2 separate regions of the Homo sapiens genome follow, and region 1 is linked to region 2. Evidence: chromatin loops called from intact Hi-C (ENCODE). Cell type or tissue: IMR-90. All regions are shown on one strand.

What was found. A loop is a pair of places that touch in the nucleus more often than their neighbours do. Peaks named below come from ENCODE experiments on the same cell type or tissue, not always from the same donor. Only the 100,000 strongest peaks of a DNase experiment are listed, where the experiment ranks them.
Region 1: it touches region 2 in a loop (6-fold over the local background); 55 of 110 quality-filtered maps call a loop at or near these places.

What each region holds. Positions count from the first base shown.
Region 1 is chr7:32,343,309-32,351,308 of GRCh38, reverse strand. It overlaps a transcript of PDE1C not described here. Among named protein-coding and RNA genes, the nearest start is that of LSM5, 140 kb to the left of the region's middle. In IMR-90, a CTCF peak has its summit at 3,874 (motif pointing right); no DNase peak of the experiment used is centred here.
Region 2 is chr7:31,741,226-31,749,225 of GRCh38, reverse strand. It overlaps a transcript of PDE1C not described here. Among named protein-coding and RNA genes, the nearest start is that of PPP1R17, 58 kb to the right of the region's middle. In IMR-90, a CTCF peak has its summit at 4,750 (motif pointing left); a DNase peak (open chromatin) is centred at 4,745.

The DNA.
Region 1 (8,000 bases), 600 kb before region 2:
ATATCATCTCACACCAGTTAGAATGGCAATCATTAAAAAGTCAGGAAACAACAGGTGCTGGAGAGGATGCGGAGAAATAGGAACACTTTTACACTGTTGGTGGGACTGTAAACTAGTTCAACCATTGTGGAAGTCAGTGTGGCGATTCCTCAGGGATCTAGAACTAGAAATACCATTTGACCCAGCCATCCCATTACTGGGTATATACCCAAATGAGTATAAATCATGCTGCTATAAAGACACATGCACACGTATGTTTATTGCGGCACTATTCACAATAGCAAAGACTTGGAACCAACCCAAATGTCCAACAATGATAGACTGGATTAAGAAAATGTGGCACATATACACCATGGAATACTATGCAGCCATAAAAAATGATGAGTTCATATCCTTTGTAGGGACATGGATGAAATTGGAAACCATCATTCTCAGTAAACTATCACAAGAACAAAAAACCAAACACCGCATATTCTCACTCATAGGTGGGAATTGAACAATGAGATCACATGGACACAGGAAGGGGAATATCACACTCTGGGGACTGTGGTGGGGTCGGGGGAGGGGGGAGGGATAGCATTGGGAGATATACCTAATGCTAGATGACACATTAGTGGGTGCAGCGCACCAGCATGGCACATGTATACATATGTAACTAACCTGCACAATGTGCACATGTACCCTAAAACTTAGAGTATAATAAAAAAAAAAAAAAAAATATATATATATATATATATATATATATATATATATATATATATTAGTCAAATGCCATGCATAGACCTTAGTTGGACCAGATTCTAACAAACTAGAAAAAGAACCTAGCAACCATTTATGACATTTGGGAGATGATTAGATATTAGAACACAATATTTGATGATATTAAGGAATTGTTCTTTGTTTGGCTTAGTTATAATAATAGTATTGTGGTTGTGTTAAAAAGAAAGACCCTTTATGTTCTACATACATACTCTAGAACATAAAGTATGTAAGATGAAATGACGTGATGTCTGGAGTTTGCTTCAAAATGATACAGGAGGGAGGGAGGTTAATGGGAATGTAGAAAGGACACAATTGGCTGTGAATTGATGGTAGTTGGTGCTGGGAATAGCTAAATGGCGGCTCATTATATTATTGTGTTTAATTTTGAGTAAGTTCAAAAGTCTCAAAAGGAAGAAAAAGAAGAAGGAAGAAAAAGAAGAAGGAAGAAGAAGAACAACAACAACAACAACAGCAAGACAATACAAAGGAATGCCACAAAGCAGGACATGGATAAGCATCACATGAATACAAAGTAAGGAATGTATTATTGTCCACAGAGTACAGGAACTTATTGCTAGCAGAATATTCTAAAAAGAGGGGATTAAAAAATTCAACTTGAGGCTGGCTGTGGTGGCTCACGCCTGTAATCCCAGCACTTTGGGAGGCTGAGGCGGGTGAATCACGAGGTCAGGAGTTCGAGTCAGCCTGGCTAATATGGGTGAAACCCTGTCTCTACTAAAAATACAAAAATTAGCTGGGTGTGGTGGCATGCGCCTGCAGTCCCAGCTACTTGGGAGGCTCAGGCAGAAGAATCGCTTGAACCCGAGAGGTGGAGGTTGCAGTGACCCAAGATTGTGCCATTGCACACTCCAGCCTGGGCAACAGAGTGAGACTCCTTCTCAAAAAAAAAAAATTTCAACTTTAATGAATATAGGAGACAGCTCTAACTGACAAATGCATTACTTAATAGATGTCATAAAGGCCCATTTTGAAAATGTTTTGCTTTAAATGTTTTTAGAAAACACCTCTCCAGAGAGTGCAAAAGTTAACTTTAGCCCACACGTTTCCAAGTGAATTTAATTTTGGACCTCCCTTTTAGGACCAGAGAGGGAGAACTAAAGCCAGACCCATTTCCCTCCACACTCTCCCAGTCCCTTCCTTTCTCCCATCATAATCTATGTCTTTGTGAGAGTAAGTATATTTGTTCAATGTGACACCTGCCCCACTGGCCTGAGGTCCTTAAGAGCAGGGACAAGCCACATTCAACTCCGTGTGCCCTGCCAGGGCCCAGGGCTTGGTGTGCTGCAGGGTTCAATAGAGATGAACTAAACTGAATGGAGTAATATTTGGCCCAAGTCTGTGAACCTTCTGTGACATCCTGAGAAACTCCCAAGAGGCCACAGGTGACTGCGAGGGCTACTTCTATGGAGACACTTGGAAGGGGTCCCTGGCATTGGAGAATGAGTTTGAATTAATCCGCTTTGAAGGGATGGCCCATTGGTTGGTTCTTTGATGGCTAGACACCCTCTGTTGGTTCTGTTAGACTGTCTTCTTCAAGGAGCAGTCTTATCCAAAGCTTTAGTTGTGTGAGAGAAGAGGATTTAGAATACTTGCTTGTTATAAGTTTAAGCAGTAACCAGTTCTTGGTTGCTTATTGATCTTTGATCAGAGTTGGCCAATGTGGGTGAGCTCACCTGTACAGAACAGGGCCCACTCAATGGTGCAGTTAGAGTGACCATGCAAAGTTCTGGAATAGGAGCTTCAATGAGTCACTGGCTTAAGATACATCTTTTGATGGCCATCTGGGGAGTCCCCCTACCCCAGATAAGAAAATGAAGCTGAGTCTATTGTCTATAGAAGGCCACTGTTAAAAAGCACATTTGTGGCTGGGCGTGGTGGCTCATGCCTGTAATCCCAGCACTTTGGGAGGCCGAGTCAGGAGGATCACAAGGTCAGGAGATCAAGACCATCCTGGCTAACATGGTGAAACCCTGTCTCTACTAAAATACAAAAAATTAGCCAGGCATGGTGGCAGGTGCCTGTAGTCCCAGCTACCTGGGAGGCTGAGGCAGGAGAATGGCATGAACCTGGTGGACAGAGCTTGCAGTGAGCCAAGATCATACCACTGCACTCCAGCCTGGGTGACAGAGCGAGACCCCATCTCAAAAAAAAAAAAAAAAAAAAAAAAAAGCACATTTGTTTTTTATTTTTGGTTAGTTAGAGAAAGAAAGTCTTCAAGTGGGTAAAGAGTAAGCTAACATTTATTGAGCACTTATTGTATGCCAGGTATTGGTCCAGTCTCCTTTACATACCTTTCTATCTTTAAGCTATGGCCACCACCCATTCAAATGTTTATGGGACAAAACTGGTCTTAAAACCCAGTCCTCTTTCCCTCATAAAGTCATTTGCAGCCATGAGATGATGGAGTCTGATGTTTGTTTTAGTAAACAACGGTTGCCACACTTACAGTCTACTCTCATGATCATAGTGGCTCTGTGACCTTCATCAGATGTAATAATCTATCTTAGGGTTGGACAAAGGTAAGGGTGCTTCCTTTGTGTGGTTAAATGTACGGTTTTTCTCTTCTGTAACAAATGATCACAAACATAGTGTTTAAAACAACTACATTTATTGTCTCCCAGTTGGGAGGTTGGCACAGCATAGTCGGGTCCTCTGCTGAGGGTCTCATGAAACTATAGTCAAAGCATTGGCTGGACTGCATTCTTATCTGGAGAAGAATCTGCTTTGGAGTTCATCAAAATTATTGGCAGATTTTGTTTCCTTGAAGCTATATAACTGAAGACTCCAGATGTTTGCTGGCTTTCAAATAAAGACTTCTCTGAAATCATAGAGACCACACATAGCTCTTTGCCAGGTGAGCTTCCTTGACATAGCAGCCGACTTCTTCAAGCCAGCAAGAAGAATCCCTGACTTTAGGGAGGGCCCTCGCTTTATTAAGTCAGGCCCACCCATGATGCTCTTTCTTTTGATTGACTAAAGTCAACTGATTAGGTACCTTAATTACATTTACAAAACACCTTTACCTTTGCTATATTCTACTCACACTGAAGGGGAGGGAATTATACAGGGCATGACCACCAGGGGGCAGGATCCACAGAGAATTCTACCTGCCAAAATAAGATTGTTCTTGATTCTTATTCTAATAACAGAAACTGCAAGGTCTATAAAGACTGAGAGGTCAATAAAGTTTCACTCTTCCTTGATTCCTCAAAAAAATCAATACCATGTACTACTCAGATATCAGTTGCACTGTTCAGTACCTCAGCAGAAGGTGGCTCCAATTGTCTAAGGTGTTCTCAGTCTCATGGCTAATCGTGTTCCCTTGGGTGTAGACTGAGGGGTTTCCTATGCTGTGAACCTTGCCTGGCTGGGCTAGATGTGTGGGTGGATTATAGGGAGTAGAGGTGAGACGGATTCTTTTTAAAACAACTTCATTGAGGTGTAATTTACAACCATAAAATTTACTCATTTTTAGTGTGCAGTTCAGTTTGTTTTAGTGCATTTACACATTTAAACTATCATCACAATCTAGTTTTGAAATACTTCCGTTACCCTAAAAGTTCCCTTGGGCTTGTTTGCACTCAATGCCTGTTCCTACAGTCAGCCCCAGATAACCACAAAACTGCTTTCTGATTCTATAGTTTTCCCTGTTCTAGAGATTTTATGTAAATAAAACCATGCCATGTGTAGTCTTTGACTCTGACTTCTTTTACCTTGGATAATGTTTGTAAAGTTCATCCATGTTATTGCATGTATCATTAGTTTGTTCCTCTTTGTTACTGCATGGTGTTTTATTCAGGATTTATACATAATTTGCAGGCCAAGTGCAAAATGAAGATGCCAGGTCCCTTGTTCAAAAAGCAGGAAAACATTGTCATTAAAGGTACCAAAGCACAAAGTTTTTTCCTTTCTTCTGCAGTCTTGTTCCAAGCTTGCCATGGTGTTACTTGTTTGCTTTTTAATGTTTTCTCCCCTTCAGGCATGGAGATAGTCTCAAGGTGAGTGTAGACCCTTACAGGCACCTGGGGGCCCATGACTCACCATGCACACATGTCCCACTGCAAGGTTACCTTTCCCATCAACCACTGGAGCAACGTGCTGTAGCTTGGCTGGGGCCAGGGAAGCTGAACCAGGTATTTCCCTTTTGCAAGGGGCAACTGTCCTAACCCTAAGTGGACAGGAGACCCCCCAGGGTGATGCAACCTCCATGCTGGCATGCACTGGGTACCTAGATCTGGTGCATGTCTTATTAGATTTCACTTACAAAACACAAATTCAAAGATAAATTTATTAAGAATTTCAAAATGGTGACCATAGTACATTCAATCCTAAGTTCAGAGGCCCTTCTGAGTGTGGGGCCATGTGCAACTGCACTGTTGTGTGCCATGAAGTTGGCCCTGATTTCATGTATGACATATCGTTTGCTTATCCATTTACCAAATAATGGACATTTAGGTTGTTTCCAGTTTTGGGCCATTATGAATATTCACTTGTGAGTCTTCATGTGGATGTAAGTTTTTATTTCTCTTGGGATACTTGGGAATGTAATTGCCTGGCCACAAGGTGGGTTTGTATTTAACTTGTTAAGAAAATGCCAAACTGTTTTCCAAAGTGATTATACCATTTTGCATTTCCACTAGCAATGTATGAAGGTTTCTTCACATCCTCACCAATTCTTGTTATTATCTTTTTGATGATAGCCATTCTGCTAGAGGGTGTGGTGGTATCTCATTGTGGTTTTGATTTGCATTTTATTAATGACTAATAATACTGAAAATTTTTTCATGTGTTTATTTACTATCCATATATTTTCTTTAATGAATTGTCTGTTTACATGTTTTACTCAATTATTTTTAAATTGAGTTGTTTATCTTATTGGCTTGTAAGATTTTTTAAAATGTCTTCTGAATACAAGTCATTTCAGTTACATTTTGCAAATATTTTCTCCCAGGATATTACTTTTCTTTTCATTTTCTTAATGGTGTTTTTTGAAGAGCAAGAGTTTTTAATTTTAGTGAAGTCCAATTTATAAATTCTTTTTCTCTTATGGTTCATGCTTTTGGTGTCATCTGATTCTTTTATTACACTCCTCAAGGAAGAAATTGGAAGCCACGGTGGCAGTTGCCACTCGCTTACTTGATTTGAGATACTGGGGAATGGGTGTCTCTTCATTCTATTATAGAAACACAAGAGAAAATGAGGGTGATTTTACACTAACCAGGGTTTTGCAGCCTCTCCCTGCTTTCCTCCCCACTGCAGGTAGGCAGCACGTGTCTGCGAAGGGGCTCATGGGCATTGCTTAGGGATGATTGACAGGAGTCATATCCTGACAGTTCCACTCTACACTTGAGAGGGAAAGACATCACCTGGAAATTTCAGGGATGGGGGATCCTGAGGCCCTGTGTGAGGAATTTTTCCAGAAGAGCTCATCTGTGATCATAACAGAAGGGGCATGGTTTGAGGATGAAGTGCTAGGGCCTTTAGTTATTCTTTGTTTCAAAGTCTGAGTACCATTCAAGGTTAAGGATTAGCATGAACCTCAGTTTTAGCTAAAACTGCAAGTGGGATGATAGATGCAATTCTCATAAGTGATAAAGGGATGACTTGGGAAAATTTTATATTATTAATATCTCTCCACTAGTTTAAAAAATATTTATTGAGCCCCTATTATGTACCAGGCACTGTTCTAGGCCTTGTGGATGCATCAATAGAACAAAACAGACAAAAATCCTTGCTCTCGTGGAGCTTAGATTCCTGGAGAGGAAGACAGACAATACATAAAAAGGGAGGAAAATTATGCTGTATATTAGAAGTGATAAGTGCTATGGGAAAAAAAAATAGCAGGGATTGGAGGAGGACTGGGGATGCTGGAGATGTTTCATATATAAAGGTGGTCCAGAAAACTCACTGAGAAGGTGCTATCTGAGGTGGGAAAGTGATATCTGGGGGAAAGAAAAACAAAGGGAGAGGCCTCAGTTAGTGCAGAAGCCCCAAGGTGATGGTGCCCGATGTGTTCAAGGATTTATGTGAGGTCAGGGTAGAATGAACAAGGAAAAGCGAGGCAGGAGATGAAGTCAGAAAGGAAATCTGGCTAGATAATGTACCCCGTAAACCATTGTTAAGTTTTTTAGTTCTCATATAAAATATACTAGCTGGGCGTGGTAGCTCATGCCTGTAATCCCAGCACTTTGGGAGGCCTAGGCAGAAGGATCCCTTGAGGCCATGAGTTTGAGACCAGCCTGGACAGCATAGTGAAACCTCCCTCTCTACAAAAGAATGAAAAAATTAGCTGGGTGTGGTAGCACATGCCTGTAATCCAAGCTACTTGGGAGGCTGAAGCAGAAGGATTCCTTGAGCCCAGGAGATGGAGGCTGCAGTGAGCTATGATTGCACTAATGCACTCCAGCCCAGGTGACAGAGCAAGATCCTGTCTCTAAAAACAAATAAATAAAAAATAAAAAATTAACATAGAGTGAACTTGAACAAATTTTATACAACAATATCAAAATTTGTATGCCATTTGGGTGTATTATAGTTACATTTTCCTGAAGTTATTTCCAAAACAATACAAGGAATTCAGCATGTCGTTAAATTACAGTTGACTTTTTAAAATGGCAAATGATCCTGGATACTGTGTGGATAATAAAAGATAACAAATTGATCTAAAATATTATTACATAGCTGCCAAGAAAGATAAAAATACTGGCCTATGCATAAACAAATAAAATTTAAATACAGAAATGCATCTGTTTTCTTTGAAATAGGTTTTAAATTAATTAGTGAAAAATAGAGATTGGGAAATTACAAAGGATAATTTATTACAAAGCAGGCCATAAATGAGGAACTATGTTACAATGAAGAAATAGATTTTAAAAGCAACTCACCTGAATATGCAATTTCTATATACAAATAAGATGAACACTTGATATTTTTATGTCAACTTGAGTTGTCGGAGTAATATGGATGTTGATTCAAAGAACTATCTCTCCATGTGCCCTGGGAACAGAGGTTCCACATGTTTGGCAGATGAAGCTTGGACACTCTAATTCTCCCTGTGGAGTGGGCTGGGCTCACCTTTGGTGTTTTGTATCCACAGCCCACCATCTGTGAGTCAGTGAAAGAGATCTGCAAGAGGTTCTACGAATCAGGTGGCAGTGTGACTCTTAGAGAAGTTATGGAACACACAGACCAAAACTCAAATAAATACTATCAATCAT
Region 2 (8,000 bases):
AGGTAGGGCAGTGACTTTCATTTATAGGTGCTTAGAGAATGCAAATTCTCTTGTCTTCCTACCTTTTCCTTCTGCAAGCCAGTTAAGCCTTATCATGAGCACAGCCACCAAGCTTTTGAAATAGAACAGACACTCCAGCATCCCTCTGTTAGGATTTCTTGTCCCTGCAGGATAGAAGGAGAAGGTAGAGATGGTTGATAGCCACTATTTTTTAAGTCTAGGATTTTCATCCAAATCTCTCTTCCTTAGATGAAAGGCCACTTGTACATCAGCAAGCTTTCAGTTTGTTTTCCCATTGGCTGCAATTTCACATGATCAATTATATTCTCTTTGATCCATTTTCAATTTAAAAGAAATCTCTGTTGGAACAACATGCTGATTTATTGAGAGTTTGTCAAATTAGGTTGGAACTGGGGATGCCCTGGGACTGAGGGTGGGAGTGGGTGAAGGCTTCATGACTTGGCCTCCAAGCGTGGCCCTGATGTAGCCTCAAGTGCCGTCAGCAAGGCCAGTTGAGGCAAGAGAAGGCCCTGCATCATAGATGGTGACAGTAGGCCTTTGCTAGTGGTTTTATTTTTAAGACTGATCTAGGAGACTTATGAGTATTCATTATACTTTTGTTACATTCACAGAACATGAAAAGCTGCTTTTGGGGAATAACAAGTGATAATAACTGTGGAATACTCTCCTCATCTGCATATTTTAACTTCACATGTTCATATTTTAACTGCATCTTTAACTCATAATGTTCAACTTGGGTTCTCTGTGAATGTTCACTGGCATGCTTTGTTTTGTACACCTGAATAAGAGATTCAGCTGAGCCAAGCTTATAGAACCATCTCGTCTAGATATCAGTCATTATGGAGACAATGCATGTATGGTCATTGCCCTTTTAGCAGCATCTCTTATGACTCACTAGGTAAAGAAAGATTCCAAACTTTTGTAAGACACAAAGGTAAAAGGATACTAAATAAATATAACAAGAGAGAAAAATATATGTGATTGTGAAACTGCCTTTGCAAAATTATGACAGTAAGAGAAATCTGACATAGTTGATTCCCTCTTGCTTCTGATCTCCAAGCTGCCCTTGGTTATTCTTGGGTGTAGGCTAAGCTAACTTCAGAAGGAATTTAGTTTATAGTTTAACTTGAAAGGGAGGATAAGAATAGTCCCTCCCTAAAACTAATCCCTTCCTTGCTCAGGGACCAAAAACTGCCTTTGTAAGACTGACGAAAGGCCACAAGAACAGGATTATGGGAGGAGCCTGAACTCTGCTAAAATGTAAGCACAGTTTTTATAATCCTTTCTTGCTCAGGAGTTATATGGCCAGAGGGTTGTAGAACCCAAGACTGATTTTTTTTTTTTTTTGAGATGTTTTGCAGACTGACTCCACCTGGACTTGTGACTCCTGACTCAACTGACCCTGTGACCACACCCAGGGGCAGACTCAGTGCATGAGGGCCATTTTCCACACCCTTATGATCTCATCCCTAACCAATCAGCAGCTCCCATTCCCTAACCCCTGCCCACCAACTTGCCCATAAAATCTCCTCAACTCAGAGCCCTGGAGCCTTCAGGGAGACTGATGTAAGTGATAAGTAAGTGTAAGTTCTCCAGTGTAGGCCAGCCTTGTGTCAGTTAAACTCTTTCTCTACTGCAATGCTGAGATCTCAGTGGACTGATTTTTTTTTCTGTGCAGGAGGTAGGAAGAACTCATCAGGTGATTACAATCATAGTGGGCAAAAATTTGAAATGATAGAACACTGCTCTAGCATAGTCGGTTTCAAAATCCAGGTAATAATTTTTGAGAACCCACCAGGTTCCTGGCACTTTAATATATGCTAATATATTTTTTAACTCTTATAATGAACCTGTGTGGGAAGACTTACTGTCCTTATTGTTGATTAGCCAATGGGTTAAATTTTTCAGAAAGTTTGCAGAACTAGTGAGGAAAGGTAGAAAGGAGGTTCAATTGAGGTCCTTTGATTGCACTGCTATATATTTTTTCCATGCATTGTGTTGTTCACACAGACTTTTCTGGTGTGCCCCTTTGTTGAGCCTGCTCCCTGGCATCACAAGTTTTTCATATTCAACCATGCTCCTGTCATCCAACATAGAATTCAGGACCAGCAGCAATGGCATGATTCTTCTCAACACTCAGGATTGTGAGTTTCCCTCTCCCTCTTAGGCCAGGATTGATTGTGTCCTCTACTGAACCCATGTCATGAAGCATTTCTAGAAGAAGACCTACCTACCTTTCTAGGAGAAGAGCTGACATTACCACCCACACATTTGGACCTCTGGCCTCCATGCACCATTGCTCATTGAATGCATCTTCCCCACCTCTCATCAGTTAATCCAAATGGTTGGCTCTTTCTCCAACTTGTGGCTTTTTTTCCCTGTCCTCTCAATTAGGACATGTCGACAGCATAGTCCATGTGGGAAAAAAAAATTCCCTAATTTTTGTGTTTCCTACTTCTGTGGATATCTGACTCTACACCATTCTCATTCTTCCCTGAAGTCTCAGAGGAAGCTGTGTTCTCATGTTTAAAACTGGTTTCCCCCACTGAACCATATCCGGTTTCTACTGCTGAAATATACTTATATTTGATTTTTATAGAAAGTCAGCAATGGAATCCAACTATTTTGGATAGATATCCAAACTGCCAGAGCACAGTGATATTTCCACAGGCCCATTCCCCTTGAACTTTCTGAATCTATGCATTTGTCCTTGTCACTCTCTCAGTCCTGTACCTGCACTCCTAATGACTTGCTGGACTTCTTCATCTGAGTGTCTTGGAGTGCTGTAAGTGTCACTCCCATATTCTCCTGCAGCTCTTGTACAGTCTTCTCCCTGACGTCTATATTTCTGTTATTGCTACTATCATTTTCCTAGTGACTCATTCTCAAAGTCTTTATCTTTTACATTCCTCCAAATCCATCTTCACATTTGTCACTGATTCTTCTCTGGGATTCTGCTTCTACCTCTGGGTTCCTTCCTTAGGAATTACAGCCCTCCATTGCAAGAGAGATATCCCCTCTCATGTCAGACTCCCCCTGGAGCCAGAAAACCCACCTCCAGTGACCAGTGGCAGAGGCTTTATCAAGAGAAACATGAAGAACAAGTTTGCCAACATGTGCATTCTCCACTGTTGGAGAAGTTTGTCCACTCCTGTCTTACCCAGAGGGCTTCTCTCAGTCACTGAGAAGACTCAGTACCTGTCAACGAGAAGCGAACATTTTACAGAGAGATCTGGGTACTCCTGACACCTTGCTCAAAGGTCTCTCTTTTCCCCTACTCGCCCACCATACTCAGCATAAAGAGATCAAATGAGTGCAAAGCATTTGAATTCAAATATTCTAAGCCAAAAAGACATAAATATCACCAGACAATTCTGTTCAATAAATAAATACATGGGGAATATACTAACTTTCAAAGGACAAAGTTTCTCATGAAGTGACATCTATTACTTATTACTATTTTGCACCACCTACCTTCACATGGAGCTGCTTGTTGACTGAGCCAGGTCTATTCTCATTTTTGTTCACATGGCTTCATTTTCATTAAATGTCTTTTACTTGCCTTTTGCCTTTGGAAATCTTAGTTGTTCTCCTAGGCCCCACATAAACTTTCAACTTCTCTGGGACTTGGTCCCTGATCTCTCCAAGTAAAAGTGGCCTTTTGCTGGGATTACTCCTCATCATGCTCATTTTACTTATTTGAGACACTTAAATCATTCTCCCACAAATTACATAGATCCTGGTGCTTTCCTACTATATTATCATTTCCTGGAGAGCAGGGACCATCCCATTTCTTTTTCATACTATATCCTCCGTAGTGATCAACATAGTGCTTTATGTAAAACAGATCCTTGAAAATGTAATGAGAGGATGTGGTACCAAATGGAAACAAGATAGGGATGGGAAATGTATAAATTCAGGGAAAATATTACCACTCTTCATCTCCCACTTCCAGCAGACAATCACTAACTTTTCTCACCAGGCTTAGAAATAGTCTCAGAAACCTTCTCGACACAGAGCGCCAGGCAATTGGTTCCAACCCACTGGAGTTTTCATTCTGTTAAAATCAATTAGCATCCATAGATGAAGAGAGAGCATAGTTTTGCCTTTATCTTAATGCTCTGTTGTGCTGGTTAAACATCTCTTTATGTGCCAAAATCTCACTTCATCCAGATAAATAAATTTATGTTTAAAGATTGAAATGTCGTATCTTTCAAAAAAAAAAGCTACTTTGCTCTTCACATATCTCTGCTATATTTTTAAGATTCAAAATCCCTGGTGAAGAGAGGAACACAGCTCCAGCCCTTAGAGCCTTACCTTTAAAAGTAGGCAATTTGTCTGAACCTTTCTTTTCCTCAAACATCCTACCACTGAAAGTACTGCAGTTTCCCGAATTTTGGAAACAAATATCAGAGTGTGATCTCACCACTTACTAAACTAGGCTAAAATGCCTTGGGAGATGTTGTGTTAGATAGCACAGTTGTGTTTTCTATGAACTGCCTCCCATCTTAAAAGAATTTGAATGTTAATAAGCCACATACAATGGTGTCACTGAAAGGGCATATCATGCCTTGATCATTTCTAGAAATGAGATTGAAGCCATGATGATTAAGTGGCTCAAAGGTTTCCATAGGCACGCAAAAAATTATACTGGTTTATTTAATTTGATGTACTCAAGCAACAGATCGCACCTGATACGCTCACAGTCACTTCTTAGGCTGCACTGCCACCTGGTGTCCTGTAGAGGCATGAGTTTCAGGGAATCCTTCAAGGTAGTTTTTAGCTGGATGAATGTAGTCTTAGATTTCAAAAGTGCAAGCAGGTTGTGAAGTATACCATTTTCATTCACTACATTTCTGTATAGGTTTGTTTCTTCATCAAACACAGGGATTAGCTTCTTGAAAACTCATATTGTTTAGGTGTATGTGTGTGTGTGTGTGTGTTTGTCTACATAAAGAAACCTTAATCTGTGAAGAAAATAGAGCTCAGGGAAATAGTGTGAGAGGAACTGTAGGAATCATAGTAAATATAATAAAGACAGAACTCTAAATAAATGACAATATCCATGATATTTTACATATGGAAATAATAATGACTACAGCACCATTAATGTATATTTATTAATCTTAGTATGCTAATGCTGACCCAACTTCCATTTCTAAGGCTGTTCCCCCGCCTGTCTCTTCTAGAGAAGCTGTAAACACTAAACACTCAACTTCCCAGTTGTCCTACATCTGGGGGCAGCCTCTTCCAGTTCTCCTTTTCCTGCCTGGAGTGCCCACTTGAGCCTGGAGATATAGCAGCCCATGAGTTCATGACAATCATGGAAATGAAATCTGACATGCTCTATGTGGCAGAGCAGAAAGACTGAATTTGCCTGGGCTCCAATTAAATTACTGAACTGCTACACCAGCCCTGGCTGACTTCTTGGGAGTTACTACTGTATGAGAAAAATAAACCCCTATTATTTCTTTAAGTTGCTGTTAAGTTAGTATTTCTGTTGTTACTCCAGAAGCCAGTTTCTAATTAAGTAGAAAACCCTGCTTCCCTGAAATTTGAGTGAAATGCTTACACATTAGTTTTATTTTACTTTTTTGCAGAACAGAATTGGTGTGTGTGTGTGTGTGTGCGCACACACACACACACACTGCATCCTCCAGCGAACTTCTCAATGCTGATGTGGTTTTATGACTTCAGTCATTGACAGCATGGTTCTAGCGTCCTCTGAAGTGGAAACTGTCATTTTTTCTTATACTCCTATTGACTCTCCTGTCTTACTTGTGGCAGGGCTGCAGCCTCAGGCATCTGAAGGACAGATAAGCACATTCCAAGGAGGGGGAAGAGCGGGAGCAAAGAGCATACACTTTTGATCCGAAGAAGGCCCGTGTTATGGTTGCAGAGTGAACAACTAGGAGGCTGGCATAAGATGAGACTCTCAGGATAAGCAAGGGCTACATCATGTTATGGATTAGACTTGATATTAAATGTAATGAAAATAGTTTTTACAAAGACTTAGCAGGATCCCAGCAGGATAAAAGTCATATTTCACAAAGATTGCTGTGGCTGCCAAATGGAGATGGATTGGTAGAGGGTAGGAGAAAAAATTAAGAAGTCAATAACAACAACAACAAAAAAACTATAGAGATAGGGAGGAATTGAGGCCAGACTAGGGGGTGGCATTGGAAATAGAGAGATAGTAGATTTGTTATGAACTTGGGAAGTAGAATCAACAGAATTTGGATAGAGAGTTGAAGAGAGTTTGGGCACCAGTGAGGGCGAATGTAGGCACTGATTACTGAGAGATCATTGGAGTAGGGTGGGGAAGGTGAAGAGGGACCACACTGGGGACAGAATAGAAAACAGTTTTGCATTTGCAGAGTTTATAAGACACACAGTGAGCAGTTTGATTGGCTGGCCAGGTGCTCAGAAGAAGGTTCAAAATAGAACTAGAAACTTCAAAAGGACCACACTACACAATTTCCAAATGTTCCTGGTCCACCTGTCCTCCCCCTCAACTATATTTATCATGACTTTTGGTGGCCTAGGTGGGTTCCGTGAATTAATCTTTGAGAATGTGGAACGCAAAGATCTTAGGGGAGAATGTAACACCAGTGTGGTGTTTCAGTGAAGGAAGATTGGCAAGTGCTGCTTTAGAAAATAATTTTAGAGATAGGGTCTCCTTGTGCTGCCCAGGGTGGCCTCGAACACACCTGGGTTCAAGGGATCCTCCCGCCTCAGCCTCCCAAGTTGCTGGGACTTCAGGTGTGCACCACCACAGCTGGCTTGTGCTGCTTGAATTCGGTTAAAATGTAGTCCCAAGGCTCTAATTCATAAGAAACTTGTAGTTATTAAAAGAAACAGAAACTGCATAGTCTAGGCAGCCATCAGCAAATGGCTTTAGGAAAGTGTTGGCTTCTGAGTTTATGTTACAAACTGGTTAGTGCCGGAAGAGCACAGGACTCAGGGTCTTCATGAGCAAGTGGAAGTCCGATGGGACGTTTGTTCTTTATTGTTTTCTTACTGGAATGTGCAGGATGCGTGTACTCATTGTCCACAAATGTGTACCAGTCTCATTCTCTTTCTTCATGCCTTTATTCCTGATCTAGAATACCACTGATTCATTCCTTTGTTCAATAATATTGGTCAAATTCCTTTCCTGTTTCAGGTGCTAAGAATGCAGCAGTGACTAAAACACAGTCTTAGGTCTCCGGAGCTCTCATCCAGTGGGCAGATAGTTTTAGGAGCAAATAGCTAGCAAACAATGTGATGAGGGCTATGCCTGAGCTGTGAAAACAGAAGTTGTTAACTCTGGGGAGGCTGCAGGAAGAGAATTGGGGCACATGGGACCTGGTCCCTGCCTCCCTCCCCAGTATCTTCTGCAGCCACAGCCATTTTCCACCCCTTATGCCTTTCATGCCAGTCATACCAAAGCTTGTCTTCATCCCTAGGTAAGCTCATTTCTTCCTGATCCCTATGATGAGCCACATTCTGGGAGAATATGTCTGTAACTGCCTAAAAGGAAGACAAAACTTTCTTGCTACAGGCAGGTAAAATATAGGCTGGAATAAAACCCAGTCACCAGAACCTTGTTAGAAGTCTAAAGAAGATGAAAATGGGTAAAAATAACTGAAAATACATGTGAAAATTAAAGTGAAAAATAAGATACAAAGCAGTTAAAACATAGTAGAATGAAATTTAGAGAAAAGTGAAATAATGTAACAATTTGAGAGATTATATTAGTTAAGGAAAGGAATGAGAAAATTGATAATACTGCACATAATTGAGTGGATAAATTTATTTTAGAATAGGAACAGTTAAAGATTAAAAATATGAAGTTAAAATATGGTAAAGGATTGAAGCTGGATAAGGTAAGGTATATATTATGAAACTTTAGAAAGATGTAAAATTCAGCTAAAACCAGTTAATCTAGTTACCATCACCTTATGTAGACTTTCCAAATTTCTCATAAGTAATAATAC